2 separate regions of the Homo sapiens genome follow, and region 2 is linked to region 1. Evidence: read pairs that join two places in POLR2A ChIA-PET (ENCODE). Cell type or tissue: GM12878. All regions are shown on one strand. Links, peaks and the distances in the headings refer to the core of each region. The heading gives the core; the rest is flanking DNA. Region 1 overlaps RYBP (RING1 and YY1 binding protein). Region 2 holds the start of LOC105377159 (a long non-coding RNA gene).

Region 1 (16,674 bases), core at 5,363-13,362:
GCATATTAGCAATGAACAATTAAAAGATTAAAGAAAAAATATCACTTAAAACAACATCCAAAAATCATTAAATACTCCAGGATAAATTTAACAAAATATGTACTATAAGATCTGTTACGTACGCTGCAATCTCAAATTTTTGGACTCCATAGGGAGATATACCACATGTGTGGGCTTTAAAACTCAATACTGACTTTAAGAAGTCAAAATAATATATAATTGTGCCCAAAATAATCTATGTTATGTTGTCCAATACAATAGCCACTAGTGACATGTGTCTACATTTGAATTTAAATAAATTAAAATGAAATAAACTTTAAAATTCATTTCTCCAATTACACAAGCAACATTTTATGTAGTCAATAGCCATAGACAGCTAGTGACTACCACACACTGGACAGTGTAAATACACAACATTTCCATCATTACAGATAATCCTATTGAAGAGTACTGATCTACACATTCAATGCAATGCTGTCAAAATTCCAGCAAGTTTCATAGAAACTGACAAGCTGACTCTAAAATTTACATGGAAAAAGAGAACACCTAGAAGTCAAAACAATTTTGGAAAAAAAGTACCAAATTGAAGAGCTGATGCTACCTGATTTCATGATTTACCTATTTACAATTTTTAAGACAGCGTGGTATTGGCAAAAAGTCAGACACTTAAGAGTCAATGGAACACAGTCCAGAAATAAACTCACACATATATATTAATAGTAATCAGGATTTTTACAAATATGCCAATCAACTCAATGGAGAAGAGAGTCTTTCAACAAATGGTGCAGAAAAAAATGGGGCATCCATTCATCAAAATTAAGAACCTCGATCCATATCTTTCTCCATACAGAAGAACTAAAAAAGCATAAGCCTTTAAGGAGAAAAATTGATATACTGGATTTCATAAAAATCAAACATTTCTGCTCTTCAAAAGACACCATTAAGAAAATGGAAAGTCAAAATCAAAAGAAAATGAAATGGAAAGTCACAGACTCAGCAAAAATAGTTGCAAAACAAATACCTAATTAAAAACTATTACTCAGAATATACAGAAAACTCTAGAAACTCAGTAATAAGAAAGCAACACAATCTAGAAATTGTGGCAAAAAATCTGAACTCACTTCATCAAAGAAATATATAGATGACTCACATAAGCACAGGACAGATGCTTATTATTAGTCATCAAGGAAATGAAAATTAAAACTACATTATTTTTTCTTGATTGTCATCATAGGACTTAAATTCATCAAAATTCACAGAACCTATACAGCAAAAAGGGTTACTCTTACTATATTATCATACCTCAATCAATTTAACTTTAAAAAAGATTTCTCAAAATTACAACATTTTGGTTTTCCATTAGAAAATTCCTCTTGAACGCCAGAAGATACTTCCGGAAGATACATGTACTTCCTGAACTCTGCAAGATAAGCTGACTGGATGTTCCATATTACTAGATGATCTGTTTCTAATGCATGGGAATGTACAACCAATCAGATAAGCTTCAAAAAGGATAAAGACATGTAAAGCATTCCACTTCAGCCAAAATGCTCCAGGTACTCCATAATTATCTACAAAGACCGTCGAATAACCAATATGAGAGGATTCTAAAAACAAAGGAAATCTTACAAAGGGAAAGGAAGCGCTAGGGATGTGATACAGATGGTAACTTAAAATCACCAACCCACACTCATACATACTGCCCGCTAGGGGGAAATAAGGTGGGCACAAGAACAGAAACGTATGTCAAGAGAAAGCACGTTCACATCCCAAAGCCCATCGTACCAAATAAAAAAGTTGGTCAAGCTAACCGCTGTTTGAGAACAGCAAGCCAACCCAAATCACAGACTTCCTAAAGTAACATAATTGGAAGTCTGAGATAGTTATCATTGTTTGTGGACTATAACAAAAAAGAGTTTCACGGAAGTGTTTGTATGGAGAAATGAAAGAGCTGGAAATTGAATAGTTTTTATTTCATTATGAAATACACATGAGTCTACCATAGTTCTGAAAGACAGGGAAGGATGGATAAGGGGAGAAAGGAAGGGGCATGAGGCATACCATTTCTTTCTCTATCTTAGAGGTAAAGGAATCTAAAATATAGAGCACAGCAGCAGTCACACTCACAGGGTCCAGAGGAGTATCCCTGGTCATCTCCCTAGTACTTGGTTTGTCAGAGAGGTGGTGTAATTTGATGGGAAGACCCAAGGGTAGACCAAGAGTCCAGTGCAGGCTCTATTACTATTAATGTGCTCCATAACCTTGTGCCAATCACTGGCTTTTAGTTAAAGCTTGGGCAATATCTCTAAAACCTGTCTTAAAGAAATTTTTCCAAAGAGAAAGATACAGTAGCAACCAAGGGCAATCTAAAGGATTCTAGCTCTTCTTGGCCAGATAGGCTATGGCATATTTCTTAATATGAATGAGGATTTAACATTCTCATTTTATAAAATTCTATAGATTTCCCAGTAGGATATAAGCTTTAAATAAGGTGGCAAAATGCTGTTCAGCAAACCCCAAGCCCAACAACCATGAAGAAAACTATACCAAGGCTGTTTATAATCAAAATGCTAAAAAACCAGTGATTAAGTGAAATCTTAAAAGCAGTCAGAGAAACCAAGACTTATTTTAAAGAACAAAGATAAAAACGATAGAATGATAATCAAATACTGGCCGGGCATGGTGGCTCACGCCTGTAATCCCAGCACTTTGGGAGGTGGGCAGAGCACTTGAGGTTGGGTTCAAGACCAGCCTGGCCAATGTGGTGAAACTCCATCTCTACTAAAAATACAAAAATCAGCCGGGCGTGGTGGTGCATGCCTGTAGTCCCAGCTACTCACTGAGGCATGAGAATTGCTTGAACCCAGGAGAGGGAGGTTGCAGTGAGGAGAGATCACGCCACTGCACTCCAGCCTGGGTGACAGAGTGAGACTGTCACACACACACACACACACAAAAATGATAATCAAATATTATGTAACCCAGGAGACAATGGAGTAACATCTTTTAAGACAACTAAAAGAAACAAACCGAACCTGGAAATTCTATACACATTGAAAATATGTTTTGAAACAAGGGCAAGAAATGGGAAACCACTGTTAGTGGGAATGTAAAATGCTACAGCCACTTTGGAGAACAGTGGGGCAGTTCCTCAAAAGGTTAAAGGCAGTTCTTATTTGACTCAGCAATTCCACTGCTAGGTATATATCCAAGAGGACATACATCCACACAAATATGTATGTATACAAATGTTCACAATAACATTATTAATAATAATCAAAAGGTAGAAAGCAAATGTCCATCAACTGATGAATGGATAAGAAAATGTGGCACGTCTACACAATGGAATACCATTCAGCCATAAACAAGAACGAAGTACTGATACACACACTACAACATAAATGAACCTGGAAAACTATGCTACTGAAAGAAGACAGTCACAAAAGACCAAACATTGTATGATTCCATTTATACAAAATTCTAAGATACAGCAAATCTTTAGAGACAGATACTATTTTAAAGGCTCCCTAGGGCTGGGAGTTGGGGAAGGCTGGAGGGTGACCGCTAAAAGGTACAGGATTCCTTGTTGGGGAGAGAGGGTAACAAAATATGGCAAAGGTTCATACTTTGTGAATGTACTAACCACCATAAATTCCACACTTTAAATGGATGAACTGTATAATATGTGAATTATACCTTAATAAAGCTGTTACCAGAAAAATGGCAAAACAAAAAATTTGCAACTTTTTTTAAAAGTAATCACCAGCAGACCTGTACTATAAGAATATTAAACAAAGTCCCTTAGGTAGAAAAAAAAATATTACTGGATGAAAATGTGGATCTATTCAAAGGAATGAAGAGCACAAGAAATGATAAAAATGTGGGAAATTTTCTTTTTTTTAAATATTTGAACAATAACGGACTACTTAAAGTAAAAATTATTACAACACTGTGGGGAGGGTTACAACATATGCAGAAGTAAATGTATTACAATAGCAGCACAAAGGCCAGAAGGAAAAAAGGAGCTTTGATAAAGTTGTTAGACTGTATGTGAAGATGTGTAATACCACTTAAAGGCAAACTGATTTGAGTTAAAGATGTATACTAACGCAACTAAAATAACTGGCCAGGAGCAGTGGCACATCCCTGTAATCCCAGCACTTCGGGAGGCCACGGCGGGTGGATCGTCTGAGCTCAGGAGTTAAAGACTAGCCTGAGCAACATGACAAAATCCTGTCTCTACAAAAAAAAAAAACACAAAACATTAGCCAGGTGTGGTGGCATGTGCCTGTAATCCCTGCTACTCAGGAAGCTGAGGTGGGCAGACTGCTTGAGCCCAGGAGGTCCAAGCTGCAGTGAACCCAGATTGCCTTACTTCACACCAGCCTGGGAAACACAGCAAGAGCTTGTCTCAAAATAAATAAATAAATAAAATAACTACAGTTATAGCTAGTAAGTTAATAAAAGACATAAATTATATTTTAAAAAACAACTAAAGCCAAAAATAAAGTAGAAACAAAGTGCAAGATGGTAGATTTAAAACTCATCATGTCAATAATCACATTAAATACAAATGGTCTACAAACCACAATTAAAAGGCAGAGATTATGATATCTGATTAGAAAAACAAAACCCAACTACATACTGCCTATAAGGAACTCATTTCAAATACAAAGACACAAATACAGTAAAGGGATGCCATGCTAACACTATTCGAAACAAAGCTGGAGTGGTTACACTAATATTGGCCAAAGTACATTTCAGAGCAAATACTATTACGAGGGACAAAGTGGGTTAACTTCAGAATGGAAAAGGGGTCAATTCATCAAGACATAATTGTAAATGTTTATGCACCAAAGTAACAAAGCTGAACATCACTTAATTAGAAAGCAAAAACGGAAGGGTATCTGGAAAATCCTCACGTATCTAGTAACTAAATGACAGTTCTAAATAACCCATAAGATAAAAAAAAAAAAGAAAAATTAGAAAGCATCTGAAACTGAATGAAAATGAAAACACAAAAATATCAAAATTTGTGGGTTACAACTAAAGCAGAACTTGAGGGAAAAAACTTCAGCGCCAAACACCCATATTGAAAAAAAAGAAAAGTTTCAAACCAAGGAGCAAAGTATACACCTTAAGAAACTAAAAACAGAAGAGCAAATGAAACTCAACATAAACAAAAGAAAGAAAATAATAAAGATCACATGAGAAATCAATGAAATACAAAACAAAAACAAAAAGTGAAATCATAAGCTTGTTGAGATCAATAAAATCTTGATAATCCAGACTCATCGAAAGACAAAGACACAAATTACCAATGAAAACAAGAAGTGACATCTCTACAGATTCTACAGGTATAGATAAGGAAATCTCATGAACACTATTTCAATAAAACAAACAAATTCCTAAGTTCCTTGGAAGGTACAAACTGCCAAAGCTCACTCAAGAATAAATCAATAATCTGAATACCCTTATGTATTTTAAATAAATTGAATCTGTAGTAAAACCTCCCCAGAAAGAAAATCCTAGACCAGATGGTTTCACTAGTAAATTCTACCAAGCATTTAAGAAAATAATAATTTCAGGCCGGGCGCGGTGGCTCACGCCTGTAATCCGAGTACTTTGGGAGGCTGAGGCGGGTGGATTATGAGGTCAAGAGATCAAGACCATCCTGGCTAACATGGTAAAACCCCGTCTCTACTAAAAATACAAAAAATTAGCCAGGCGTGGTGGCGGGTGCCTGTAGCTCCAGCTACTTGGGAGGCTGAGGCAGGAGAATCACTTGAACCTAGGAGGCGGAGGTTGCAGGGAGCCGAGATTGCACCACTGCACTCCAGCCTGGAGATGGAGTGAGACTCCGTCTCAAAAAAAAAAAAAAGGAAAAAAAAAATTTCAATTCTTCACACACTCTTCCAGAAAAGTGAAGAGGGCAGTACATTTTCCAACTCATTCTATGAGACCCACATTACCGTGAATCCAAAACCAGACAAATAGCCTAGAAGGTAAAAAATAAGTACAGACCAATGTCATTCATGACGACAGATGCAAATTTTCTTAACAAAATAATCCAACATGGATTATTCATCATGAAAATACATCATGACAAAGTAAGATTTAATCTGGGAATGCCAAGTTGGTCTAGGATTCCTACAATCAAAAATCAACCAATGTAATCCAGCATTATATGGAAAACTGTATGACTGTCTTACTAAATGCAGGAGAAAAAGATATTTGACAAAATCCAACTTCTGTTCCTTAATAAATACGCTCAGTGGGCTGGGCACGATGGCTCCCACCTGTAATGCCAGCACGTTGAGAGGCCGAAGCCAGATGGCATGATGGCTTGAGGCCAGTTCCAGACCAGTGTAGTCAATACAGTGAGATCCCATCTCCACCCCCCTGGCCCCCCAAACAATTAGCCAGGCATAGTGGTGCATTAGTCCCAGCCACTCAAGAGGCTGAGGCAGGAGGACAGGTTGAGCCCAGGAGTTTGAGGCCACAGTGACCTGTGACTGCACCACTGCACACCAGCCTGGGCCACAGAGCAAGACCCAGACTAAGGAAAAAAAACCCTCAGCAAATTAATACAGAAAGGAATTCCCTAAACCTATTTAAATGTTTACTACAGCTAACATTACACTTACTAATACAAGAACGTCCACTCTCAAAACTTCCATTCAACACTGTATTGGAAGTTTTAGCTAGCACAACAGGCAAGCGAAAGAAATAAAAGGTGTCCACATTGGAAGGAAAGTAAAAATTGTCTCAATTCAAAGACAAAATTGTCTATGGAGAAAATTCTACAGAATCTACAAAAAAAAGTTCCTAGAACCTATTAAGTTTAGCCAAGTTACAGGAAACAAGATATACAAAAATAATCTGTATATAAACTACCTGGAAACAACCAGAAATTGGCATTTTAATAGTAACATTTACACAGTATCGAAAATATGAAATAGTGATAAATCTAACAAATGAGACTGAAAACTACAAAACACTGCTGAAGGAAAACCTAAATAAATGCAGAGATACCTATGTTCACGGATTGGAATACTGAGTCCAATGTTTTGGATTTTCAGTTTTTCCCAAATGTATCTATATCTGCAATGCATCCTAATAGAAATGCCAGCAGCATCCCTTTTATGTCGAAATTGACAAGCTAATTATAACATTTTAAAGGAGATGCAAAGGATGTAGAATATCCAAAATAACTCTAAAAAGAATTGAAGGTCTTACACTTCTCCTAATTTTCAAGACTTATAAAGCTACATTATTTAAGTAATAGTACTGGTGTAAAGAAAGATCAATGAAACAAAATGAAGAGACTCACACATATACAGCCCATTGATTTTCAAAGATACAAAGGCACTTCAATAAGGGTAATTTTTTTCAATAAATGGTGCCAGGACAATTAGATAGCAGTACGTTTAAAAAAAAAAATGAACTTACCTCACCCTTAGAAATATGTATTCAAATATTACCTCGAAATGGATCCAAGTACTTAATATAAGAGCTAAAATTATAAACCTTCTAAAGGTAAAGCTATGAGAAAATCTTAGTGTTCTTGGGTTTGGTAATGATTTTTTTAACTATCACACAAAAAGCAAAAGTTAAGTGTGCTCTTCAAAAGACACTCTCAAAATATATACATGAATCTAGGATAAAGGACAATTCAGTAATGCCAAACAACCAAATTGAAAAATGAGTAAACAATATGAAGACATTTAAAAAATATACAGGGGGCCACCAGGCCCAGTGGCTCATATCTGCAGTCCCAGCACTTTGGGAGACCAAGGCAGACGAATCCCTTGAGGCCAGGAGTTTGAGACCAGCCTGGCCAACATGGCGAAACCCCATCTCTACTAAAAATACAAAAATTAGCCAGACATGGTCACGCATGCCTGTAGACACAGCTACTCGGGAGGCTGAGGTGGGAGAATCGCTTGAACCCAGAAGGCAGGGGTTGCAGTAAGCCAAGATTGCGCCACGGCACTCCAGCCTGGGCGACAGAGTGAGACTCCGTCTCAAAATAAGCAAATAAATAAATAAAAATACAGGTGGCAAATAAGCACGTGAGAACAGGCTCAACATCACTAGTTATTAGGGAAACAGAAGATAAAACCACAATGAGCTACTTTACCACTAGACACCTGCCACCAGCCTAAAATTAAACAGACTGACCATATCAAGGCTGGCAAGGATATGAAGAAACTGGAGTTCATACAGTGCTGGTAGGATTTCAAGTGATACAACCACTTTGAGAAACAGCTTGTTTCTTAAAAAGTTAAAAATACCCAGCAATTCCACTCCTAGGTATTTACTCAAGAGAAGTAAAAGCATATGTCCACACAAAGACTTGTTTAGGGATGCATACAACAGCTCTATCTGTAAGAGCTAGAAACTGCAAAAAACTCAAATGTCCCTCAACAGGTGAACGGACAGTTAAATTGCAGATTGTTCACCCAATGGAATATTATTCAGCAATAACAAAATAAACACTGATTAATCTCAAATAACCATGATAACTGAAAGAAGGCAAACCAAAAAAAAAAAAAAAAACGCATACACTATTATCTTTATATAAAATTCAAGAAAATGCAAACTAATCTATAGTGACAGAAAGCAGATTAGTGGCTGCCTGTGACAAAGGAACAGGAAGGAGGAATTACCAAAAGGCAGGAGAAATCTTTTAGGGGTGACAGATGTGATCATTATCTTCACAGTGGTAGTTTCCCAGGTAATATTTTAAAAGTAAAGTTACTTACATGCCAATTACACTTTAATAAAGCTGAAAAATTTTAAATAAGGATGGCAAATGCTGTGTTTTTATGCTGGCTGCAGTATAATACTTGTTGGATTTTCTTAAATACAGAGACTAAATAATTCAAAATTACACATTAGTCTACAGCATTTACTTTAGACAAGTTTTACCAGGAGATAAAATCCAACTGTTTAATATTATTTGATGATGTAGTATAGAAATGCAACAAATAAATTCTATTTTTGTACAACAAAGTATTTTACCACTAACTTGTATTTTCAAAATGCTCTATCTTCATTCCTGGGTAATTTTAACTGGCAACAGATTGTAACATTGTAGCAGTAAATTCAGTATGAATATCATCATTACCATTACACACACAAACACAAAAAATACACCTCATAAATTAAAACATGTATCTCTTCAGAAACAACCCATGTTGCCAGTTTCACCAAGGCATGAAGTAGTTTTCGTGATGACTGGAAGAGATAATCAACCTAGCATATTTACACTGGAACACAGCTTCATATATTTTGAATATATTTCCCATATTCCCAACAATAAAGTAATCCTACTCTTCCTATCTTCACACCAGTATCTGGTCCAAAGTCTTTCTTATCTACCACAAGATAGAGAAGAAACAAAGCCTGAGTTTACTCAAAAGTCAACTATCTAGTTAGTTCTTTCTTCCTTCATGTCATCTGAAAGTTTCTGTGGGCAGGATATAGGGAGAAGTATGACTTGTTTCACTACTTTTGAGTCTCTGAATCTTCAAAGGCCAGAGGTAAGGAAAGAAAAGCAAATCAACTTTATTTGCCAGAAGTCTTTTTTTGGTTTAATTTTAGGGCTTGGGTGGGTTTTTGTTTTTGATTGAGGGGGGGCGCATCTTTGAGGGAGAAAATAATGAAAAGTTTAATGATTAAAATAAATTAGTGTTTAGATGAGGAACTTTCCAATCATATAAGACAACTGAAAACTGGCAGCTACACTAATTGTTCTGCATTCATCACTCTCACATTGCTTTTGCAGTAAAGCAGCAGAGACCAACAAGCCTTGTTTCCTCTGATTCTAAACAGCCTGTGACAAGAATCAGATATGTGTTCATTCATATACGTAGAAGAAATATTGCACAACTCAATGCAAATATTCACTAACCTGAAGGTCAAATTATGTCCTCCATCACAGAAATATAGAAGAATTTTGGTTTATCTATACACTAAAGATATTATGACTCTAAAGAACAAGCCATCAGTCAAAAAGCCCACTTTCTTAGAGGAAAAAATATATAAACACAAGAACACCACAAGTATCACTCTCTTATAGATGAAATTTACAGCCAGGCGTGGTAGCTCATGCCTGCAATCCCAGCTCTTTGGGAGACTGAGGCAGGTGGATCACCTGAGGTCGGGAGTTTGAGATCGGCCTGACCAAAATGCAGAAACCCCATCTCTACTAAAAATACAAAATTAGCCAGGCATGGTGGCGCGTGTTTGTAATCCCAGCTACCTGGGAGGCTGAGGCAGAAGAATCGCTTGAACCAGGAGGCGGAGGTTGCGGTGAGCTGAGATCCTGCCATTGCCCTCCAGCCTGGGCAACAAAAGTGAAACTTCGTCTCAAAAAAAAAAGAAATGAAATGAAATCTACAATCCCGATAGGTTTACTCAGTTATATGGAGGAAGTCAGAAGGTCAGCTCTTATCTCTTTCCTCTAAAGTCTGATTCATTAGCAGATTAGAAAAAGTTAAAATGACAAGGGAACTACACAAAAATATCCAAGATGTATTTGTCATTGTGTTAGTTTGTAGGGTTTTTCCACTTCACCACACTGCCTATTAACCGAGAAGTTAAGAGAATACAAACTACTGTAAGTATGAATTTTGCTTTATAGACAAGATAGCTGAATAGGAATTACAAATAAATCTCTCATTCCTAAAGCATTATTTAATATAAAACTCTATTGCCTGGATAAATGATAGCGGAATAGGAATAGATAATTAGGTGGTATTTACTTGACAAGATCATTAAACTGAGAACAAAAACTTCCAGGGATACCTAAGCTAAAAAGTACACTTTAAAAGATTGTATTGGCCACCAAGAAAAACAACGCATTATCTTTACACCAAAGTTCTCTGAGCATGTTATGAGGGTAATAAAATTAATTCTGAAAATACATCTTTCAAAACCACAAAAGGATCAAAATTATTCATGGCATTACCAGTTGATTTAACTATTAGGATTAAATCTAATATTAAATTAGCAAAAATCCCCCAATCTAGGGATCAATCTAGTCACTGTGTACTAAATTTATTCACTTCTATATAGATCATTTCCTAATTCTAATTTTTTTTAAACTAGGTACTGAAGATTACAGAAGTTTCTACATAACATCTATGGAGAAACTAACTTTGTAGTTGAGCATTAGTCTCCACACATACTGTGCCCCAAAAATTAAGTGCTTACTAATGTCTAATAAATTAACTTAAAACATAAAAAAAAAATTTTAATCAAAACATTCCAATTCATCAGGAAAAATGTCTTCTCTCATAAAACTTACTAGATAAAAGAGGTCTGAAAATACTAATGAACAATTCAGAGGCTTCATTTATAAAACAGTACCAGCTGAAGAGGAAGATTATCTAGGAGGTGGCTCCTGAAAAAGGAGAGAGAAAATTCCGGTATCTAAATTATTTATCAGTTCAAACAATTATCTAGCCCAAGAGAACTACAACTATTCTGAGTCCTATTCAGCTGCAAAATCTCATGAAGAATACAGACTTCACGATTTTCTCAATTTTCATCCCCTTTGCTTCCTTACACTGTATTCTGACTCTAGACCACTCTAGTCGCTCTGTTTCTGAAACTTTCAGCCAGAGAGTACAGAGCAGAAGAGAACTTCGGAAGGCATTCTATGGGAGCTCTACTAAGAGGGATCACCGTTTTAAAACAGACAGTGCTTCAGAAGAATCCTATTTAGCAATCAACTGTTGTACCTGTTATGAACAGAAAAGCAGGCATGAACTTCAAAGAGAGACAGACAATCAAGGGAATCATCTTAAGAGTAACAAAAGAGATGATGCACAGAGTAAAACTAGAAACTGAAGTGAAAAAGGAAAGTAGTGTAGCAGTATTTCCAAGGCATTTCCCAAAGGTTTTAAATGAATAAACCTATTTGCAGAGGGGGTTAGCCAATATATCACACAATTATTTTAAAAAGTAAACATTTTAAATAAGAAATCAGAAGAACAGACTGCCCTCTAAATACATTTGAAGAACACAAAAGCAGCATAGTAAGACCTTGCCTCTAAAGATTCAACAGGTTACAGTCTCTATCCCTGAGAGCCTCATACGGGGCGGATATGGAGCAGCAAATGTGAACACGAAATTCCAGTACAACATGATTGTGTGGTACGGTAAGTATATCACAAAGTGCTTCAATGATCACAAAAGACAAAAATCAAGGCCCAGCAATGGCTCATGCCTGTAATCCCAGCACTCTGGAAGGCCAAAGTGGGAGGATCATTTGAGGCCAGGAGTTCAAGACCAGCCTGGACAAAATGGGGGAGACCCCCATCTCTCAAAAAAAGAGAAAAAAATTAGCTGGGTATGGTGGCACATGCTTGTAGAGTCCCAACTACTTGGGAGGCTGAGGTGGGAGGATTGCGTAAGCCCAGGAGTTCTGAGGCTACAGTGGGCTTTGATCACACCACTGCACTCCAGCCTGGGCAAAGAAGCAAGATCCTGTCACAGAAAAAAAAAAGAATCAAGGAAGGTTTCCCCAAAGAGTTACCACGAGCTGGGTCTTGAAGCAGAAGCTAGCATTTACCACGGTAGCAAAGAGGTAAGTCTTCAAGCAGTTCTAGAAGTACATGTGGCAGGCAGCACAGTGGCATAAAAGAACATGTTCAGACACTGAACAGTTTGACCAGAAAGTGCATGCTAAGAAGGGCAAGACCTCTTTGGGCAATGAGGCAGTATATCCAGGGTTTTTTAAGCACACTACATGATCTATGTGCTTTCTAGAGATATCTCTAGGCAGCACAACAGACTAGACTTGGCAGAACAGTTTCAAGGCTACTGCAATGGTACAGGTCTGGGCAATACAGGCTTGTAATTAAGAATTGAAATAAAAAATGAAATATAATGAGAACCTAAATTAAGGTAGTCGCAGCAGGGATACTGGACAAATAAAGTCAGCAGAATTTGGTGTCAGACTGAATGCTAGGGATGGGTATCAAAAAATGTTAAGCAGGAAAAACACCCAATGTACACCTGTTCTATTAGAACCAAGCTTTGCTATGGAGCATGATTCAGTATTAACCATTTCAGTAATAAAAACACTTTTCAAAAAAAAAGATGTATCAGTGTCATTCTTTTAATTAATATAACCAAGGTCTAAGTAAGAACAGCCTTAGGGCTGCAGTACACCTGTTTATACTTGAAAACACTAGCCTTCCATACCAGGTGTTCTGTCCTGAAGCCCTCATCTCAGAGATCCTGAAAAGGAGACTGACTGAATCTTGTCTTTGGTCAGTCTGCATTGAGTTTAATTTCTTAGAATGGGGCAAAGATTTGTTAACCCCTGAATGAAGATTTCCAAATTAAAACCTTAATTATAACTTAAATAAGAAAACCGTTCAGCTACACATAAATAACACTACCAAAAATTTTTAAGATAAAGCTTTCCTCTTTAGAAGTCACAAAATGCGGCCAGGCACGGTGGCTCATGCCTGTAATCCCAGCACTTTGGGAGGCCGAGGTAGGTGGATCACCTGAGGTCAGGAGTTTGAGACCAGCCTGGCCAACATGGCAAAACCCCGTCTCTATTAAAAATACAAAATCAGCTGGGCATGGCGGCAGGCGCCTGTAGTCCCAGCTACTCAGGAGGCTGAAGGAGGAGAATCACTTAAACCCGGGAGGTGGAGGTTGCAGTGAGCCGAGATCGCACCACTGCACTCCAGCTTGGGCAACAGAGCGAGACTCCATCAAAAACAAGGAAAGAAAGAAAGAAAGAAAGAAAGAAAGAAAGAAAGAAAGAAAGAAAGAAAGAAAGAAAGAAAGAAAGAAAGAAAGAAAGAGAAAGAAAGAAAGAAAGAAAGAAAGAAAGAAAGAAAGAAAGAAAGAAAGAGAGAAAGAGAGAAAGAGAGAAAGAGAGAAAGAGAGAAAGAGAGAAAGAAAGAAAGGAAAGAAAGGAAAGAAAGAAAGAAAGAAAGAAAGAAAGAAAGAAAGAAAGAAAGAAAGAAAGAAAGAAAGAAAGAAAGAAAAGTCGTCACAAAACGCATGAATATCTATACAACACATTGGGGGAGAATAAATGACAAATTATCTTCTCTATATATTTGTAGACAAGTAACTTGGCACTGTAAAATTTTAAGAGTCATCTTACTGTATGACAAATTGCCCAAACTGACATAACACAGTATTTTAGAACTGGAAAAGACATAGACATCATCTAGTTCTGGCCAGGCTCAGTGGTTCATGCCTGTAATCCCAACACTTTGGGAGGTCAAGACAGAAGGATCACTTGAGGCCAGGAGTTCAAGACCAGCCTGTGCAACATATCAAGACTTCATCTTTACAAAAAAAAAAAAAAATTTAACCAAATTAAATTGTGCCTGGTGGCACAAGCCTGTAGTCCTAGCTACTTGAGACGCTGAAATGGGAAGATTGTTTAAGCCCAGAAGTTCAAGGCTGCAGTGGCCTATGAGCATGCTCCTGCCCTCTAGCCTGGGCAACAGAGCGAGACCCTGTCTTTAAAAAAACATAAAGAAGGAAAGGAAAGACATCGTCCAGTTCCATGAATTTCAGGGAATCTTTTATTTTAATTGCAACCCACGGTTTTAAATCTTAACCTAGTATACACATCTTTACACATATAAAGTTGTATCTTATAATTAAAGCATTTATTTATAACGTAATTGCAGTAGCAGAAACTGTATACAGTGAAATTTTTCAGAAACCCTAGGCATTTGAGATCCCTCTTCCAAAATAGAAATCTTTGAAACTATCATCACTCCCATCCTGAGCACCAAAATGTAACTCCCTTCCTACAAATATGCTTCAGTGGTCCACACCAAAAGTACTTGCCAAGATGAGCTGATAGTTTACTGTCATATATTTTGTCCCATAGTACCCAAGAACAAACTGGATGTCCTGTGACTTCCTCCATATTTTAACTAGAGAAGAAACTGGAAATAAAGCCAGCAACGCATACAGTGAAAACAAAATCTACACATTAGAACACAGAGCCTGAACGACTAATGAAATATGCTCCATCTAACTCTGCCCAGGTAACGAGTGCCTTCCACTGCACCACTGCCCTGGGAAAGTCAATCATTCACAAACTCACTGCCTTTCACTAGTGATTTTAATGGTGGCACGCAGTTCCTTAAAAGAATTGTGTAATTTTCTGAATAAGTGAAGCGACAAACTACACTTCAAAGAATCCGATTTTAAGGCAGTCAGCACAGAATGCATATTCTTGGCCCGTTTTTATAGGTATATGTATCCAAAAGACAGGATGAAGAATACTCAACTTTATAAAGAGAAACACTGCAACAAGCAAAATAAATCATCTAATCTATACAGGCTTATGTTAACTTTTTACATTATAGCTTATCTGAATAGGCTAATAACCTCAGGATAATTCGGAGCAAGGTAACTCCTCAAGTGACATCTTATTGTCCTCCTCTAATTTAAATGGTCCTGGAAAAGATGGCAAAGTTGGAAGGGAAATAATCAAAGGAGTGTAGCTGAAACACTTTAAACATCACATTAAATTTGTCCATTTAATTAAATCACCTGTCTTCTATTCTATTAACTGGGTATGACACCAAGTAAGTTACTTTTCTGAAACTCAGCGTCTTCAATTGTGAAAGTTAGAGTAACAACTATCTCTCAGGATTGCTTTGAGTATTAATTGAAAAAAAAAAAGACACAAAAGTGGCATGCAAAATGTCAAGTACTTATGTAAATATACAGTATCTGAGAATATCATCTTAAGATCTACCTTCTAAATGTTCAAGTGGCTGGTACAATATTTTGCACATGAGTACTCAAATATTTGTGTATTCAATCAGTCATAATTTAAAAGGATCCAAAACTTTAATTGTAAAAAGTAAGGATTATTTCATGTACTGCTTATATATTTACTCACTACTACTACTACTAAGAAATCAGTCACACTTTTAGAATGGTTACTCATTCAATTCAGTACACAATATATGGGAATTTAAAAAATTATCACTGTGTAACATATACTATTTACAGTACATATTTTGTGCCCAGTCCTGTGCCAAGCATGCTACCTACATTGACTCATTTAATCCTTCTAATACCACTATGGAGAAGTTATTATCCCTACCTTATAAATGAAAAACAAAAGCACAAGTTCATGTAACATACCCAAGGTCACAAGGTGAGCAAATGGCAGAGCTGCTGTTACTCAAACTTGGGTCTGACATCAAAGCCCTCACTCCCAACTACTCATCCTCTTCTTCAATATGGTACCCACTAGCCAAAGGTGGCTACTGAGCACTTGAAATGTGGTTAGTCTGAACTAAACTTTGCTGTAACCCTAAAATGTACACTAGATTTTGAAGACTGTCTTTGAAAAAAAGAATGTAAACTATCTCACTGTAATACTGGTTACATGTTAAAAAAAACATTCTGGATATAATTGGTTCGATAAAACATATTCTTAAAATTAATTTCACCTGCTTAATTTACTTTCTTCCTGTGACTACTAGAAAGTTAAAATTACATGTGGCTTACAATATATTTCTTTTGGATAGCACTGATTTAGAACATCACACAAAATGTCTTATATATGAAGAGTACGAAACAATTTTAAATTTACAAATACAATATATTTTAAAGAATACATTCAGATACTTTCCAATCTTAACAGCTGTT
Region 2 (16,674 bases), core at 5,307-13,306, 100 kb before region 1:
AAAATAATCCCTGTCCAGCTCTCAGGAGCTTACGGCCTAGGAATATAGTCAAACCTCTGGGCATCTCTATAAGTAAGTGATGCTCTCCACTCCACCCCACCGCTTCCTCACTCATTCTTCAACATTTTTGAATTATTGAACTTCTATTGAGTTACACTGCAAGTAACAGGAGACTCACATATCAATGGCCACCTAAAACGCTAAAGAGAGGGGTTTTATTTTTCTTATAAGACATAATGTCCACAAGTAAATAATAACTAAAAGGTGTCAGAACAGAGAGAAGTCCTGGTGGCTCTCTAGGCTTTTGCCTCATGTACACAGAAGGCTGCCACAGCTCTAGCCATTAAGCCTGTATTCTATGCAAAAGGAAAGTGGGGAGATCCTGAGAAAAAGGGGCCATATCTGATGAGTCGGTCTCCATTTGGGGGCTTTTCTGGAAATCTCTTGCAACAATGTAGACTTACGCTTCCATAACAGACACTGTTGGGGCCTGCCCTATCCACATCCCCTTGACATTCATCATCTGGGCTCTACAGAACCTTCCTTCTACAGACTCCTTTCTTCAGCCCCAGTAGCTTGCTCAGGTTGCCACACAGAGAGGCCAGAATTAATTCTGCCCAGAAGCAGCATCAACCAATGACAGACAGCAGTTGGTGGGCAAACACCCCAGCTTTCTGGCCCTCAGGTGGGAAAATTGGGGACCTGTTGTACACTAGCTCTCAAAGGTTCCCAGCAGGATCTGGCCCCAGTTACCCCCAGCAATAATGTGCTGCTCACTCACACTCTCTGCACTTGGCTTCTCTTCCTTGTCTCATTTCCCCTTCCAGGAATCACCTTCCAAATAAGCTACTTGCCCTTGACTCTTGGCTTCAAGGAGTCTGTTTCTAGGAGCCCAACCTAAGATGACCTGGTGGGACAGAATGCATCACGTGGCCATCTCTGGCTGCAAAGGAGTATGGAAAGTGGGATCTATTTGGTAGCTACATCCCTGCTCCCAGCAACATTGGGGTTCTGTTGGCAAGGAGGGAAGAGGTACTGAATGAGCATCCAACAACCCCTACCATGCCTACTCCATGCTGGGCATAGGGCTTCAGTGGTGACCAGTCATGGCTTCTGCCCTCAAGGGACTTCCAGTCTCGAAGAGGGGCAGCCATTATACAGCTGTGGGCGCTACAAGAGAGTGGTGGGTGCAGCCTTTGAGGAGCGCTCATTCTGAATGAGGCTCTATCCTAAAAGCTTGCATGCATGATGTTAACATGAAACCTCCCAGCACCTTCTGAGGCAAGGACTATTTTTACTATTTTCCTTCTACACCTGAAGAAACTGAGAATCAGGGAGGTTGAGTAACTTTCCCAGGAAGACAGGACTAGTATGTGTCAGAGCTCAAACTTGAAACTCAGTTTGACCCCAGGAGCTAGTGACATCTCAGCAAGGCATGCGAAGACAAGCAGCGTTGAAACAGGTGGAAAACGTGTAAGATTTCAATAGAATAGCACATGCTGAGGCCGGGAGGCTTGAGGCTCCATGAGACCACACAGGCTGGAGAAGACTGTCCAGGCCTCCTCAAGTGACCTGCCCCCAGCAAAAAGGGAAGCACAGCTTGAAAGGAGCTGTTCAGGTCCCCAGAGTTGAACCCTCCTTTAGGGGATATGGGCCACCATTCTCTCTCGCTTAATCGCTCACTCTCTCTCTTACACACACACACACACACACACACACCATCCTATCTTCTCCCCTCCACACTACCCTGCCATGCTCACCACCTCATAGATACCTACTCCAACACACCACTTCACTAGAACCCCAATTCACTACATTGGCTTTATGTTACCTCTACGTCAATTCTGGAATGCGCCACGTTTGCACCAGGAACCCTCCAAGCACGACCTTCAGAATTCAAGAGTCACAGATTAAAATCCCAGCTCAGGGTTAGCTATGGCAAGTCATACAGTCTGTCTGAGCCTTTGTTTTCCCATTTGTAAAATGGGAATTAAAATATCTACCTCACAGGGTTGTTGTAAGAACCTAGTAAGAATGTATCAGTAAAGCACATGATTGGCAGAATGCCACCATTTTTTACTATTACTAATACCAGCACCTTAGAATACCTGACCTTATGTTTTACTGCTCCCCAATATTACCCCAAATTCTGCAGTGTGTATTCCCATGGCCCCTTCTTGCTGCAGCTGTTCCCACCTGCAATGCCTTCCGTTGCCATCTGGGCTTATTCAAGCCATTCCCTCATTAAGGCCCAAGAACCTCCAGCTATTGCTCCTCTGGCTCAGTGGACCCCAAACTTGGCTGCATATTAGAATTGTTTAGGAGCTTTTAAAAACCCCCAGGCATGGGCCACAAACCAGCCAATTGCATCAGAATCCTGAAGATGGGCAGGCCCAGGCATCAGTAGGTCTTCAGGTCCCCCCAGGTGATTTAGATATGCACAACCGGTGCTTTAACACCTGCCTTCTACAGAGGCCTGCAGTTTGGCCCAAATCTGCCCAGTGACTTTCACTGTGTGATAACTGGCTAGTGTGTCATTGCAAACTGGAGTCCCACGAACAATCCCGCACAGCATCCTGCAAGCCCTGAGCCTCCCTTCTACCTCAATCAAGACTTATTTGTCAGGACATTGGTGGACACACAGCAGGCTCATTTATCTCCATCTCTCTTCTCCTCCCCACACCCCTTTCTTCTCAGTGGAGGCCATCACTCAGATCCCCCAGGAGCGGTCCTCTATCTTGTTCACATGCTGCTCTCAGTAGGGACTCCTCAAAGCAAGTCCAAGGGTCCTGTGCTGCTCTCCAGGCAGGCTGCCCCTAACACTGGCAGGGTCAGAGGGCCTTGTGTGTGTTGTGTGCACGCCCAGCGGGTGCCAGCCCAGCCTGCAGCTGGCTCCATCCACCCCAGCCCCGGCAGTAGCTCCTTGGCCTTGCCTCCCGCAGGGTGCATCCTCAGGAAGACCTCGGGGAGAGCAGCGTGCAGGCTGTTGCAGATGGAGTCTATTTTCCAAAGACAGCCCTAGAAGTATCTCCCGTCCCATAGATTCTTCTTACAATGTGACCTTACCCGTCCACCTCAAGAGGAGTAGAGTCTCTAACTCCACCTCTTGAATCCAGATGAACTTTTGTGACTGCCTCAGGCCATAAAGCACGGGGAAGTGACACTGTGTGACTTCCAAGGCTAGGTCATAAAAGGTGGCTCAGCTTCCTCCTGGTCCTCCCTCTTTGAACCCTGTTGCCAGGCTGTGAGGAAGCACTAGCCGCATGGAGGTGCCACGTGCAGGTGCTCTGGCCACAGTTCAGCCAGAGTGTCAGCCCCAGCCAGATCAACTGCAGATGTGAGTGATTCCAGCCCAGCCACCCTCTGACAGGACCTCAGGAGAGGCGCAAGGAAGAGCCTCTCCACTGACCCAGTCAGCCCCCAGAACCCATAGAGGATTGAGAATAATATTGAAATGATTGGTGCTTCCTACCCCTAAGTTTAGGTGGCTTATTACACAGCAACAGGTAACTGACGCGCAGGTCCTGAAAGTGGACTCGAGGCCTTTGGGTCAGGAAATTCAGGGGTCTCTAGGCCCAGCAGATCCTCCACCTGGTGGAAAGGAGGCATGGCTATAGGAGGACCTGAGTGAGGCCTTCTGAAGTGCAGGGCCCAGCAAAGACCTAGTGGTCTGGATCCAAGGGTGCACCCAAACATCCACCTCGAAAGAGGTTCAGGGGTGACAATCCAGATTGTGGTTCTCCAAGCTGAAGTCGCAGTCCTGCCTCCTGCGTGGTGGAGGTAGAGCACAGTGTGAGCGAGCTGGGCTTAGCAGTTACAGCAGTGCTGTCACCCGAACACATGTTTGACTTGGCTCCGGCTGTGTTTTTTTTTTTTAGAAAAGGAATGTGTTGCCAACATTGAAAAATTAGAAGACTTCAAATAAAAACCTGTAGATGTATAAATATGTGTTTCCCCCCCGATTGTAGAAACAAACATGCTAAGATTTTCTTTTGAAAATCAGACAAGCTGGCCCCACAGGGCACACATTTCTTTGCAGCAACAACTAGCTGGAGGTGGGCAATAGATGGTGTGTTCCATCCCCGTGGCCCCAATCCCCACCCCTCCCTAGTCCCTTAAACTTACCAGATTTTACTCATCGAATTAAACCACCCAGCCCCTGTAGGCATTTGATTTTAGGAGTCCCAAGATACATTCGCTCAGCTGTGCACCCAGATCCCTTCCTCCGAGCTGTATGATTTTTAGCCAAGTTACTTACTTTTCTCTGCCTCTGTTTTCTACCCTGTAAAACTGTGATACTCCTGCCTTGGGGCACTGGGGATGAGAACTAAAGTTAAAATGCATGGGATGGCCGGACGGTGGCTCATGCCTGTAATTCCAGCACTTTGGGAGGCTGAGGAGGGCAGATGGCTTGAGCTCAGGAGTTTGAGACCGGCCTGGGCAACAGGGCGAAACCCTGTCTCTACTAAATAAATACACAAATTAGCCAGGTATGGTAGCATGTGCCTATAGTCCCAGCTACTCGGGAGGCTGAGATGGGAGGATCACCTGAGCCTGGGAGGTCGAAGCTATAGTGAGCCGTGATCGGGCCACCGCACTCCAGCCTGGGTGATCAAGTGAAACCCTGTCTCAAATAAATAAATAAATAAATAAATGCATGGGAAAGACTTATCCCAGCATTTGGCATATCGTAAGTACTTTATAAATAGTTGCTATTATCATCACTGCAGTTATTTTTGCTATTTGAGTCCTTGGGCCTAATTCCCTGCCTGCTATCTCGCTCAGCCCACACAAGCTGTCTCCCAACACCCTGCTCTGCAAATCTATCCCCTGGGCCCAGGAAAGCCACAGGGACGGAAGCAGCCCTGAGCTGCAGCCTTGCCTTTGAATGTAAATATTAGCGTTGGCCCAGCCTGGGATTGCTGGAGGCAGAAGAGTGAGCATGCTGGAGTCTCAAATGGCACATCTGCTGGGAGCGGCCAGGCACCAGGCCCAGCCCAGCCTGGCCCCCAGCGCTCCGGGTTGCTTACAGGATGGTCGGAGCTGGGGAGAACTCAGTTGGCAATATTTGCAACCCCGTCCCACACCCTGCGACCAGGAAGGGTCAATCTGAGCATCTCCTTGAAGCCCCCAGGCCCAGGTTCTCTGGTTGCAGCAGAACAAGAGCTGAGGCTGGGATTTAGGGTGTTGGCTTTGAAGATGATCACACCAGAGTCTGGGACAGCAGAGCCAAGGCTTCCCTCGGGGAGAACAAGTCCAGGAAGGAGGCAACTGGCTTCTGCAAGTCAAGCTGAGTGACTTGCTTCAGCTGTAATTATCTGATTATTTCAGGCAAAAGCAAAAAACCAAAAGCCGAAGGCTTTGGATCCAGCTGCTGAGTTTCAGCTATTTGTCACTGGCAGCAGCCAGACACCCACCCTGGCTCCTCACAGCTGTTGAGTATGGACAGGGAGGGTTATTGTCATACCTGGGGCTCTAACAGGCACAAAGAGTGAGGTGCAGTCATGTCCTCTTATCTTCTCTTTCAACGGTAAGACTTCAGCAAATTTCCTGAGTACTGGGCCCTGGATATGACTCAGCAGCCATCTCCTCTGCTTCTCCTTGAGGGAGGTGGTGGCTACAAGGGTGGCCTTGGGGGTTAAGTCAGGCCTGGGCTGCATTCTTGCCCTGCTACTTACTAGCTGTGTCATCTTGGGCAAATGTCTTAACTTCTCTGTACCTCAATTTCCCTACCTGTAAAATGGGGATAATAGTACTTACCCTACAAGTTGTTTGGAGGGTGAAATGAGACGCTCTTGTACCAATTAGGCAGGGCTTTGTGCCTGGCACCTGGTAAATCACTGACCAGCCTGTGAATAATCAGTCATGTCCCCACATTACTTCAGTCAATGTCCACCTCTCCCACAACACAGCAGTCACACCACGTGTACATAATGGAATACTATGAAGCAGTTAAAAAGGAATGGGCCCCCCACCTTTGTTATTATGTGGGAGGATTTCTTAGCAGAGGCTGGGATGAAGCAGGTCCTTCGGGATGGGCTAGTGGACATCCAGGGATGACTGATGAGTACAGCTTTCTCGGCTCATCTGGCCCCTGTGGGTGGGCAGCCACTGCAGGCTGATGCACAGATGCTCATAATCTTGGCTGGATATGAAGACCTCAATAACCCCAGGCCCCCACCATGAAGCCACCCCCTGGTCCCAACTCAAGCATCACCCCCAATATCCGTGGACACAGTAAGTTTCTACCAGGGAATGGGGGAGAATCCTCGACTCAATTTGCTGCCAAACCAGGCAAGTGCTCCAACTTGACAGAATTATCAGCAGTGAGCGAACAGTGACAGATGAACCGAGAGGCGAGTGGGGACAGCCAGCCTGCAGATCTGTTTCCCAGCCCCGAGATTCCATCTGGGCTCCCCCGCAACAAAACAGGAATTTATCTGCAAAGGTGTCTGCAGGGCCTTGTGTGGGAGTCAATTTTATACCCCTCAACCTTTTGTGAGCAGCTGAGGAACGAGGCGGGAGACCCAGGCGACAAACCCCTTATCACTGCCCTGAGCGTCTTCTCACCCAACAAGGCTCCCACGTAACCCAATTCTAGATGCCACTGGAGGACCTTGAGGGGAAAAGGAGGTCTGGAAATGTGGTTCTTTAGTAAAAGGGATTGGCTATCTTAGGGGGTGAATGGAAAATAGTCAACTTCAACCCAATGAGAAAGTATTCTTTCTGCCAGCATTCTGTCTTATGAGTCTCCCCGGCCAGCCTTGTGCCCCCGCAGCCCTCTAGGGACGGGAACTTCTTGTGTGGGAGCCACTGGTCCTGCTGGGGAAGGCTCCTAAGATGATAAGACTGGAAGGCTTTCTCTCAAGTCAGCATTGTGTGGCTGCAGAAAAGCCAGGTGGTACCCACACATGTGTAGCTATGGGAGCTGTTTGACCTCTGGAGCTATCACACTGTGCAAGGGATAGGGGTTGGGGAGGGGGCCGGCAATAAAGGCCTTCCTAGCCCCCTCATTGACACTCTGTATGAGCTGCTAAGTGACCGGGAAGCTCAATGCCTGGACAGTCCACCCATCAATTGGACTGGTGGGACTCCAGCTGGAGTCCATCTAAAGATCACCGTCCATATGTCTTCCATGGAATGTTTCAGAAAGCTGGTCTCCTGGAAGTAGAACCCTAGGTCAAAGGGCATATCATTAAACATTCTGACAGACACTAAGAGCTCTACCAGTTTTCACTTGTGTCAGGCGACTTTTACTGTGTAACAACCTTGAACTCTCAGCTGGAGAGAACAACAAGCACTTATTTTCTCACTTACTTGCCTGCTGTTTGGCTGGGGTTCAGCTGATCTAGGCTGGACATGGCTGGGCTGGGCTCCAGACTGTGTCTCTCAGGCTTCTTGGACCAATAGCTCCCTGGGGAGTGTTACTCTCGCGATGAAAGTAGAAGCCAAAGAGGGACAAGTGGGAACTTTCAAGGCCTCTTCAGGCCTAAAGTCAGAACTGGTGCCCCTCACTCCTGCCCTCATTCTGTTGGGCAAAGCAAGTCACGGGGCCAAGCTGGATGTCAACTGGATGGGAGGTACACCCCTCCCATGGAGGCTGGGGTAGGGGAGGAGTGAACACTTGCTGAACCACAGTCTACACACCTCCCTATTGTGTGTGTGTCTGCTTATGCTCACAGACATGTACAAAGAGGTATGTACAAAATTGCTCATTGCAACACAGTTTTTGATATCGAAATTTAGGGGGGAAAACAAATATCCATTCACAGGGAGTGATTAAGGAAGCCACGCTGCGTGAGTACAATGGAATACTATGCAGCAATTTAAAAGGAGTGGGATCTACCTCCATTAACCGATATGGAAAGATTCCCCCAAGATATGATATGTGAGAAAAGCAAGTCACAGAATATATAGTATAATCTTTGGCAGTGGGGGTTAAAACACCCCTGCTGGTGTGTGTGTGTGTGTGCATGTGTGTGTGTGTGTGTGTGTGTGTGTACAGAAGGAAGACTGGGAGGAGGGCTATAGGCAATTTTATCTATGGGGAGGACTTCCTGAATTATTTTCATCTTTTACAATGGGAATATGTTTCTATATTATATGTGAAGTTAATTTTATTATTATCATTATTATTTGAATACCAGAATAAAAAATAAGAAAATACCATTGTTAGGGGCTTGAGACCCTATTAGATGCAAATGTTTTAGGAACTCAAGAATGCTTGAATCCTGCCAAACCAAGGCCACTCCTCCCCTACTCCTGTCCCACCAAGTCCTTCTGAGAGACAACCTCACCTGAGAGATCAGGGGAAGGAAACTAACCGTGGTCCTTTTATGATGAGCCCGGCTAGCTGCCAGGCAAGCAGAACCCGTAGGTGGGTGACTGAGCTGAAGCTCAAGGCTCAGGCCCACAACCCATGGAGTTGTGTCCAGTCCACTAAGCCCTGGTCTATGTCCAGCTCTCTCTGGGCCTGATAAGACCAGAGTGCCAGAGCTGCCTATAAGAATCAAGAAAGAGAGAGGACAAGATGACCCTGAGAGCCCCAAGAAGACAGGCCCCACCTCAGCCTCGCTATCCAGCCCCTGGGAGGTAAGAGAGAGAAAAGGGAGCCACACTCACAGGGTCTTATCAATACAGAGTGACCCAACCCAGGACACCAGGCTCCCTGTTGGCCTTCCCTCCTCCTCAGGAGAGATGAGAAAGGAGATAGGGAAGGGCAGAGTCATTGCCTATGTAGTCGTGATGTTTCTTCCAAACCTCTAGAGTTGCATAATCCAATATGGCAGCTGCTAGTCCCATGAGGCTATTTTAGTTAAAATTCAATAAAATAACAGATCCAGCCCCTCGGTCACAGTAACCACATTTCACGTGCTCAGCAGCCACGTGGTTACTGTACTGGGCGGCACAGATGGAGAAGGTGGCTGTGCATGAGGAAAGCACTGCTGGGCGGTGCTGCTTCCAGCTCTCACAGTCGCTCTCAGGTGGACGGACCAAGGAGCTCACCCCAGGCCTTGCACCTGGAACAGGAGTTGGGGGTGGGAGTGATGAACCTTATTCTTCTGTTTTGAACATCATTAACCTTTCATTTCACAAAGTCTGTGATTCACAACATCGCAGGAGGCCACCGGAAGGTGTCAGCAGCTCCATCTCCCTTCAAATGGGATTGGTGGGGAATGGGCCTCACACTGGCTGAGCAGTCCTCAACCACTCCCTTCTAGGGTAGCTCTGCTCTGAAGCAAAGACACTTTCCTTCCTTCTTCCTTACTGTCCCTTGTAAATAAGGTGGTATCTTAGTATGTTTAGGCTGCTATAACAAAATACCATAGACTGGGTGGCTTGAAAACAACAGAAATTTGTTTCTCACAGTTCCAGCGGCTGGAAGTCCAAGATCGAGGCATTGACAGGTCCAGTGTCTGATGAGGACTCTCTTCCTGGTTCATAGACGACATTTTTTTTGCTGTGTCCTCACAGAGTGGAAGGGACAAGGGAGCTCTCTGGGGTCTCTTTCTTTTATAAGGGCACTAATCCCAGTCATGGGGAGCTCCACTCCCTTAACCTAATCACCCCCCAAAGACACCACCTCCTAAAACCATCACCTTCGGGGTTAGGAATTCAGCACTTGAATTTGGGAGGAACACAAACATTCAGCCATAGCAGGTGGAAACTTTCTGATGGCTCTGAAAAGATGGCTTCTGCCCCTACCATTGCACAGACTTGTTCTGTGTTGCTCTGTAGGCCAAATTTCCATTCTCAAACTCGTGGCCTTCTGTGATACCCAGCACTCCAACCCACTCTCTCCCAAAACCTCCTACCTCCTGTGATTTCCTTCAGAGAGCAAACCCTGCAGCCATGGCCCCAGGGCTCTGCCCCAGCTTCTTCCTTGTTCCTCTTACCCCAGAGTTTGCCAGCTGATTGCCCATGGGCTGCATTCAGCTCACAGAGGTGGCTTATTTGGCCCATACAGTGCTTTTGCAAAGTTTGAATGAACTGCCTCAAAAAAATCCCAGTAAATTTCACATGAAAATTCAGATTTCTGGCTTCCCTCAATGAACCAGAAGCTCTTGCAAGCCTGGGCCTGTCTCCCACATGACAACACACTGACACTGACAGAAACTGGGAGATGTCCCTGTCTCTCTTGGCAGTGACACTCGCACTTTCTTTTGCCATAGGCCCTGCTGCTCCCTGACGCAACCCACTTGACCGTGTGGGCACTGGAGTGAGGAACTCTGTTTTCTCTGTCTGTTCCCAGCCGCTTCACCTTACCACTCTCTGGGGGTTTCCAGGGTTCTTCCACGCTGGACTTTTCACCATGCCTCCCGCCTGCATTTCTATCAGGGACCTAATCCTCACATGGACATCCAGAAACACCTCACGCTTCTCCCATACCAACCTGCCACCTTCCTCTTCCCTTGCAGCCGGCTCCTCCCACCCTGTCTCCACACTCCCACACAGGCCAAAACACCCAGAACATCCTCATGCCTCCCCACCAGATACCACAGCGCTGCCCACTCCATCTCCACAGCACAGTCTGTCCTCACCTGGAGTAGCCCATCAACTTCCTAACTGGCCTCCCTAATAACAACAGCCAACATCCCTTCATTCACTCAGCAACTGTTTAGTGAGCACCTATTATGTGCCAGGCACTATGCTAGGGGCAGTGAGCAAAACTGACAAAAATCTCTGTCCTGGTGAGGCTTCCATTCTAGTGGAGAGAGTCGGGAAACAAGGTGAATAAGAAAAAAGATATTGATGTGTTTTACAGCAACAGGTGCTATGAAGAAAAAACCAAAAAGAGGGAAAGATAGAGACAAGGGAGCATCATTTTAAATAGGTGGTGAGAAGTAGCCTCAATAAGAAGATGACATTTGAGCCATGATCTGAAAGAGCTGAAAGTAAGCCATTTGGTCAGCAACAGGAAAAGCAATTCGAGCCAAGGGAATAGCAACTGGAAACCTCAAGGTAGTATGAATATGTGCCCAGGATGTTCAAGGGGCAGCGAGGAACTCGGTGTGGCTGGAGTGGAGTAAACCAGGCCAGGGTGGGTGAGTTGGGAGATGAGTCAGGGAGGTAAGCATTGGAGAGGGAGTTGCAGAGAGTGTAGGGCATTGGAAATCACTTGAAGCAAGAATTTTGGTTTTTGTGCTCAGAGACATGGGCTGTCACAAGAGGGTTTTGGGCAGAGGCGAGAGATGATCTGACTTGCATTGTAAGGGGATCTCTCTGGGTGTTGTGTTGAGAAGAGACTAAAAGGGCCAGGACTGAGATAGGGAGAGCAGTCAGGAAACTGCTGTGGTAATGCAGGCTCCCACCAGTATGTAGCAGTGAAGGGACAGGGGGAGGGAGGGAGAAGGCATAGCTTTCTGGACCTAAAAGAAAGTAGCACCAGACAGGTCTGCAGACACCTTATATGTGAGATACGAGAGAAAGGGAGGAATTTGAGCATAATGCCAAGATTTATGGCTAAGCATCTGCAAGGATGGAGTTGCCATTAACTAAGATGGTGAACTTGCCATGTCCCAAGCACTGAACACAAGTGCTTTACTTGAATTTTTAAATTAATTCTCCAAGCCTACAAGGGTGAGTCTAGTGCCTTGCCAGTCCATGCAATGGATAGACTAAATCTGCAAGACCATGAAGGCAGGGCGGGATGCTCTATGGGCTGAGCTCATGGCTCCTGAACCAGCCTGTCTGGCTCCAATCTTGTTTCCATTCTTCTCCAGCTCCTTGATACAGGGCAGCTGATTTCACCATCGTATCAGTTATGGATGTATAATAAACCACCCAAACATAGCAAGAATCATTCTATTATGATCACTCCTGGTTCTGGGGGCTGGCTGGGCTCAGCTGGGTGGTTGGCCCTCAGAGTCATTCATGCAGTTGTAGTCAGGCAGGGGCTGGGGCGAGAGTCATCTCCAAGGCTTCCTGACCTACATGTCTGCTGCCTGGGCTGGAAAGACTCAAACTGCTGAGACTAGAGTGGCTGGGGCTCCTTGGGGCTCTTTCTCTCTCTGTGTGTGATCTCCCTACGTGGTCTCTCCAGCATGATGGCTTCAAGGCAGCCTGGCTTCTTCCATGGTGGCTCAGGTCTCCAAAGGCACATGTCTCAAGAGAGACAGAGCTAGGTAGAAGCTGTATCACCATTTTAATCTAGTCTCAGAGGTCACGTGTGCCATCTATACCTCATTCTAATTCCTTGCAATCAAGTCACAGATCCCAGCCCATACTCAAGGGGAAGGGAATTAGGCTTTACTTCTTGAAGGACGTATCACAGGATTTGCAGGCATGTTTTAAAACCACTGTAACAACTTCTGTCCCTCAGTTTCCACATCTGTAAAATGAGGAAAATGATGATAATACAGTCTACCTCAAAGGGCTGTTGCAAGGATGACATGAGATAATTCAGGTGAAGTATTTATATAATGTTCTATACATAGTAAGTACTTGCAACACACACACACACACACACACGGTTAATCACTTCATGTAGACCAAAATCAAGTAACTTTCTTTTTAATTAATATATCATAGTTGTACATATTTGGGGATCACATGTGATATTTTGATACAAGCATACAGTTTGTAATGATCAAATCGGGATGATTGGGATATCCATCACCTGAGGCATTTATCTTGTTTTTGTGTTGGGGAAAAATCAAGTAACTTTCAAGTCAACAATCTACCTTTCCTTAACTCTTCAGATATCCTCCTGGGTTTTGGCTTAATCTTTCTGGATTCTTTGCAGGTGCCAGCCAACCCTGGAAGGGACTCCCAGCTGAGCAGCACCTGGCTGGGCCTGGGAGTTGGGCCTCCAGGTTTTGCTCTGCACCTGGCAGGTTGGGGTTAATTCACTTCTGGCTTGTTAGTGAATTCAATTGCTGAGAGCGAGCACAGGTCTCCAGCTTCCAGCCAAGCTCCCCTGCTCCCCTTCCAAGGAGCCATGTCAGAAAAGGGAAATAATTAGTCATTAAAACAAATGCTCAGGAACATGACAAACGTCAAGCCCCAATCTCATAGCTGGGTGATATCCTGACATTTAAAACAGTTCCACAGCCTCCTCCTGATGCTCAAGATGCATCATCCATCTGGTTTCCAAAGTCACAGCTGGTGGCCCAGAAAACCCTCAGGCTGTCCTGCTGAGTGCAGACCCAGCATGCCCTAGGGTTCTGTCGATAACTTATTCTTTGCCATTTATCTGGCAGAAATGGCATCACACAGATTGTCCTGTGCTAACAATGTCGAAGTCATGGGTCTGCCTCCCAACCCACTTATCTATCCCTCCATCCACCAATCTACCCACCCATCCTCCATCTATTCAACCACCCATCCGTCTATATACCAGCCTACTCATCCACCAATTTATCTGTCCACCAACCCACTCACCCATTGCCTCCATCTATTCACTATCCACCCATCTATATGTCAACCTACCCATCCACCCATTCATCCATCCACTCACCAACCCACTCGCTCATTGCCTCCATCTACTCACCTATCCATCCATCTATTGCCAACCTATCCATCCATTCATCCGTCACCTTCATCTATTCGCCTATTCATCCATCTATATACCAGTTTACCCACCCATTGCCTCTATGTATTCACTATCCTCCCATCTATATGCCACATACCCATCCATCCATCCATTTATCCATCTACCCATCCATCCATCCACTCACCAACCCACCCGTCCCTTACCTCTATTCACATATTCATCCATCTATATACCAATCCACCCATTGCCTCCGCCTACCCACCTAGTCATCCATCTATATACCAACTTACCCTTCCATTCTTCCATCCTTTCACCAACCCACCTGTCCATTACCTCCACCTATTCACCTATTCATCCATCTATATACCAAGCCACCCATTGTTTCTGTCTACTTAGCTATCCATCTATCTATATACCAACCTATCCATCCACCCATCCATGCATCCATCCATCCACTCACCAATGCATCTACCCATTACCTCCACCTATTCACCTATTTATCCATCTATATACCAATCTACGTATCCATTGATCCAGCTATCCTATCCATCCACCTACCAATCCAACCCATCTATCATCTACCAGCCAACCCATCCATTCACCCAGTGAGGCAACAGACACTTAATGAGCACCTACCAACAATTCATGTATTCATTCATTTATCCAGAAAATATTTATTAAGAGCTACTATTAATTCATTCACTCAGCCAACCAGCATGTATAGAGAATTTAATATCTCATTCATTTATTCAGCATTGAGCACCTACTATTTATGTATTCACTTAATAGTAATTAGGCAACAAACATTTACTGATTTATTCAGTGAACATTTGCGCAGTCATTATTTAGTCAATCAGCCAGCAAGCTGGCATTTAGTGAGCATTTACTAGTGCCAGACCCTGTTCCAGGCACTTGGGATACTGTGATTATTAGGACAAAGTCCATGCCTTTTAGCAACGAACAGTCTAAGCAAGAAGACAGACCCATCAATAGAAAACTGTTCTGCAAGGCTGTTAGTGCAGGAGACCTCCAAGAAGGTGTATGAAATCCAGTCTGGAAGCTTTAGGGAAGGCTTCCTATGGGAGTCAACAGGTGAACTGTAACTCACCTGTAGGTGTGAAATTAAACCACCTGAAATCCCAGCTCTGTTTTCTAGCTCTGTAATTTAGGGGTGTGACTTTCTATCTGAATGTCAGTTTCCTCATCTGTAAAGTGGGGATAACAACAGTGCTTACCATATAGAATTGTGAATAAGTGCTAGCTCTTACTATTTCTACTTAAAGCAAGGGTAGCAGTTAGTCAAGGGAGAAGTAGCGGGGAGGGCACTCCAGCCAGCAAGACCAAAGCAAAGCAAAGCAAAGGCCAAAGGCCACAAAATTGTGAGTGCAGGACCAGGGTATGGGGAGACTAAAAGTAGTTTAGGGTTGCTGCAAGCAGCGATAAGAGAGGGAAGAGAAGAGAAAAAAGGGGCTAGGGAAAAAGAAGAAAGGGGCGGGGGTCACAGCACCTAGGATGGCAGTTTTCAAAGGTTGCTCCTGGAGCACAGCATCTAGGATGGCAGTTCTCAAAGGTTGCTCCTGGAGCACAGCATCAGCATCACACAAGGACTTGCTGGAAATGCAGATTCTTGAGCCCAGCCCCAGACCTGCTGGAGGAGAAATTCCAGGGCCAGCGTCCAGCATCCAGTGTGTTAAGAAGCCCTCCGCGTTACTGTAATGCCCTCAAGTTTGGGTCTCTTGGGACTGGTCCAGGGTGCTGGAAGTTATTCTATATTCGGAGGAGGAACTTGGGAGGAGTCCAGAAAGGCTTCCTTGGGGGATATTTGTCAACAGATTTACCTTTACTCCCAAATAATAAAATAGCTTTAGTTGCAAGGAGTTGGTGAGGGAACCAAGTGGGCAGGGAGCATGGGTACCTGAGAGAAAAACCCATCTCTCTTGCTGGCAAAGACATGCCTTGCCTGCTCGCTGGGAAAGGGATGGGGACACGGTGTCCAGGTATGAGAAAGCCCTTGCCTCCAAGACCGTTGCTCCTGAAGGGAAGGGGCAGCTTCTGGCTCTGAGCCCGGAGCACCAGGCCTGGGGTCTGCCAGTTCTGAGGGTGCTATTGCCCTCTCTGCCCCCCCGCCCTCCGTCTGTCACACTGGAGGATGTCACAGGAAACAATGTGCCCCTGCGAGGGCCCGGCTGCATTGGCAGCGGCCTGGCTTCAGGCATCACAATGACTCTCATTTCCTAGGAAACAGGGAGTCGCACTTGCACCTTTGCTGGGAGCCTCCGCATTTGGAGCTGTCACGTGACTCGGGGAGCTATTTTTAGCCTCCCCAGCCCTGTGTTGTAGGAAGAATGATTTGATGAAAATACTAAACTCATTAAAAGCCTGGGGGATGGGGAGGGAAAGAAGGGCTGCCAGAGTGGGGAGGCTACAGCCTCCAAGATTCCAACCCAGGCTGAGCAGCACAGAGGTAAAGACAGCAGGGACCTGGTATTTCCACGGGCACCGTGCCCTGGGGAGCTGGGGCAGTAGGGACTATTAACTCTAATACCCGGTACTGCTGGTCAGTACTATGGGCCAAGCGCTATGCACAATACTTTACTGCATCTGCCCCACAATACTCCTAGAAAAGAAGAGCCAACAACATTCCATTTTGCAGACGAGAAAACTGAGGCCCAGAGGAGTTAAAGAAGTTGCTCAAAGTCATTAGCTAAGAAGCTGGGAATTCCTAGGGCTCAAACCCAAGCCATCTGACCCAGGAGTTTGCCCTTTACCCATCCTGCTGCAGGAAACCCCATCTGTACCCACTCACTGTTCAAAACAGAGGCACAGGACGAGCATCAGCAGCATGTGACCCAAGCAGTCAAACAGGACCCCACACTTAGAAGGACCCTATGCTTAGTTAATGCTCAGCTGTCACCGACTTGAAATTCTCAATGATTTTTTAACAGGGGTCCCTGCATTCTCACTTTGCACTGGGCCCTGCAAATGATGCCGCTTGTGCTGCTGGAGAACCCTCCTGCCCTCTTTGCAAGTTCCTCTGATCTGCACGCTCAACTAGTTTCTCAATTTTTCTTCCTCCTGTTCAGAATCAAGGGGCACTTTCTTTGTATTGTGTTCACAGCTGAGATTCAGGTTCTGAAGTCACCCAGGCTTGGGTTCCAATCCCAGCTCTGCCGCTTTGT

Evidence for each region. Peaks named below come from ENCODE experiments on the same cell type or tissue, not always from the same donor. Only the 100,000 strongest peaks of a DNase experiment are listed, where the experiment ranks them.
Region 2: POLR2A ChIA-PET joins it to region 1 with 5 read pairs; 2 of 35 experiments call an interaction of 5 or more read pairs at or near these places.

Annotation. Positions count from the first base shown.
Region 1 is chr3:72,417,353-72,434,026 of GRCh38, forward strand. The region is part of intron 1 of RYBP (RING1 and YY1 binding protein); the gene reads right to left. Among named protein-coding and RNA genes, the nearest start is that of RYBP, 21 kb to the right of the region's middle. In GM12878, for the core only: no CTCF peak of the experiment used is centred there; a DNase peak (open chromatin) is centred at 9,497; H3K4me3 peaks cover 642 bases; H3K27ac peaks cover 1,009 bases.
Region 2 is chr3:72,313,829-72,330,502 of GRCh38, forward strand. LOC105377159 (a long non-coding RNA gene) reads right to left here and starts at 3,277. Exons shown (of 3, transcript XR_940960.2): 1 at 3,067-3,277; 2 at 1,832-1,887. RefSeq lists an enhancer at 4,980-5,521. In GM12878, for the core only: no CTCF peak of the experiment used is centred there; no DNase peak of the experiment used is centred there.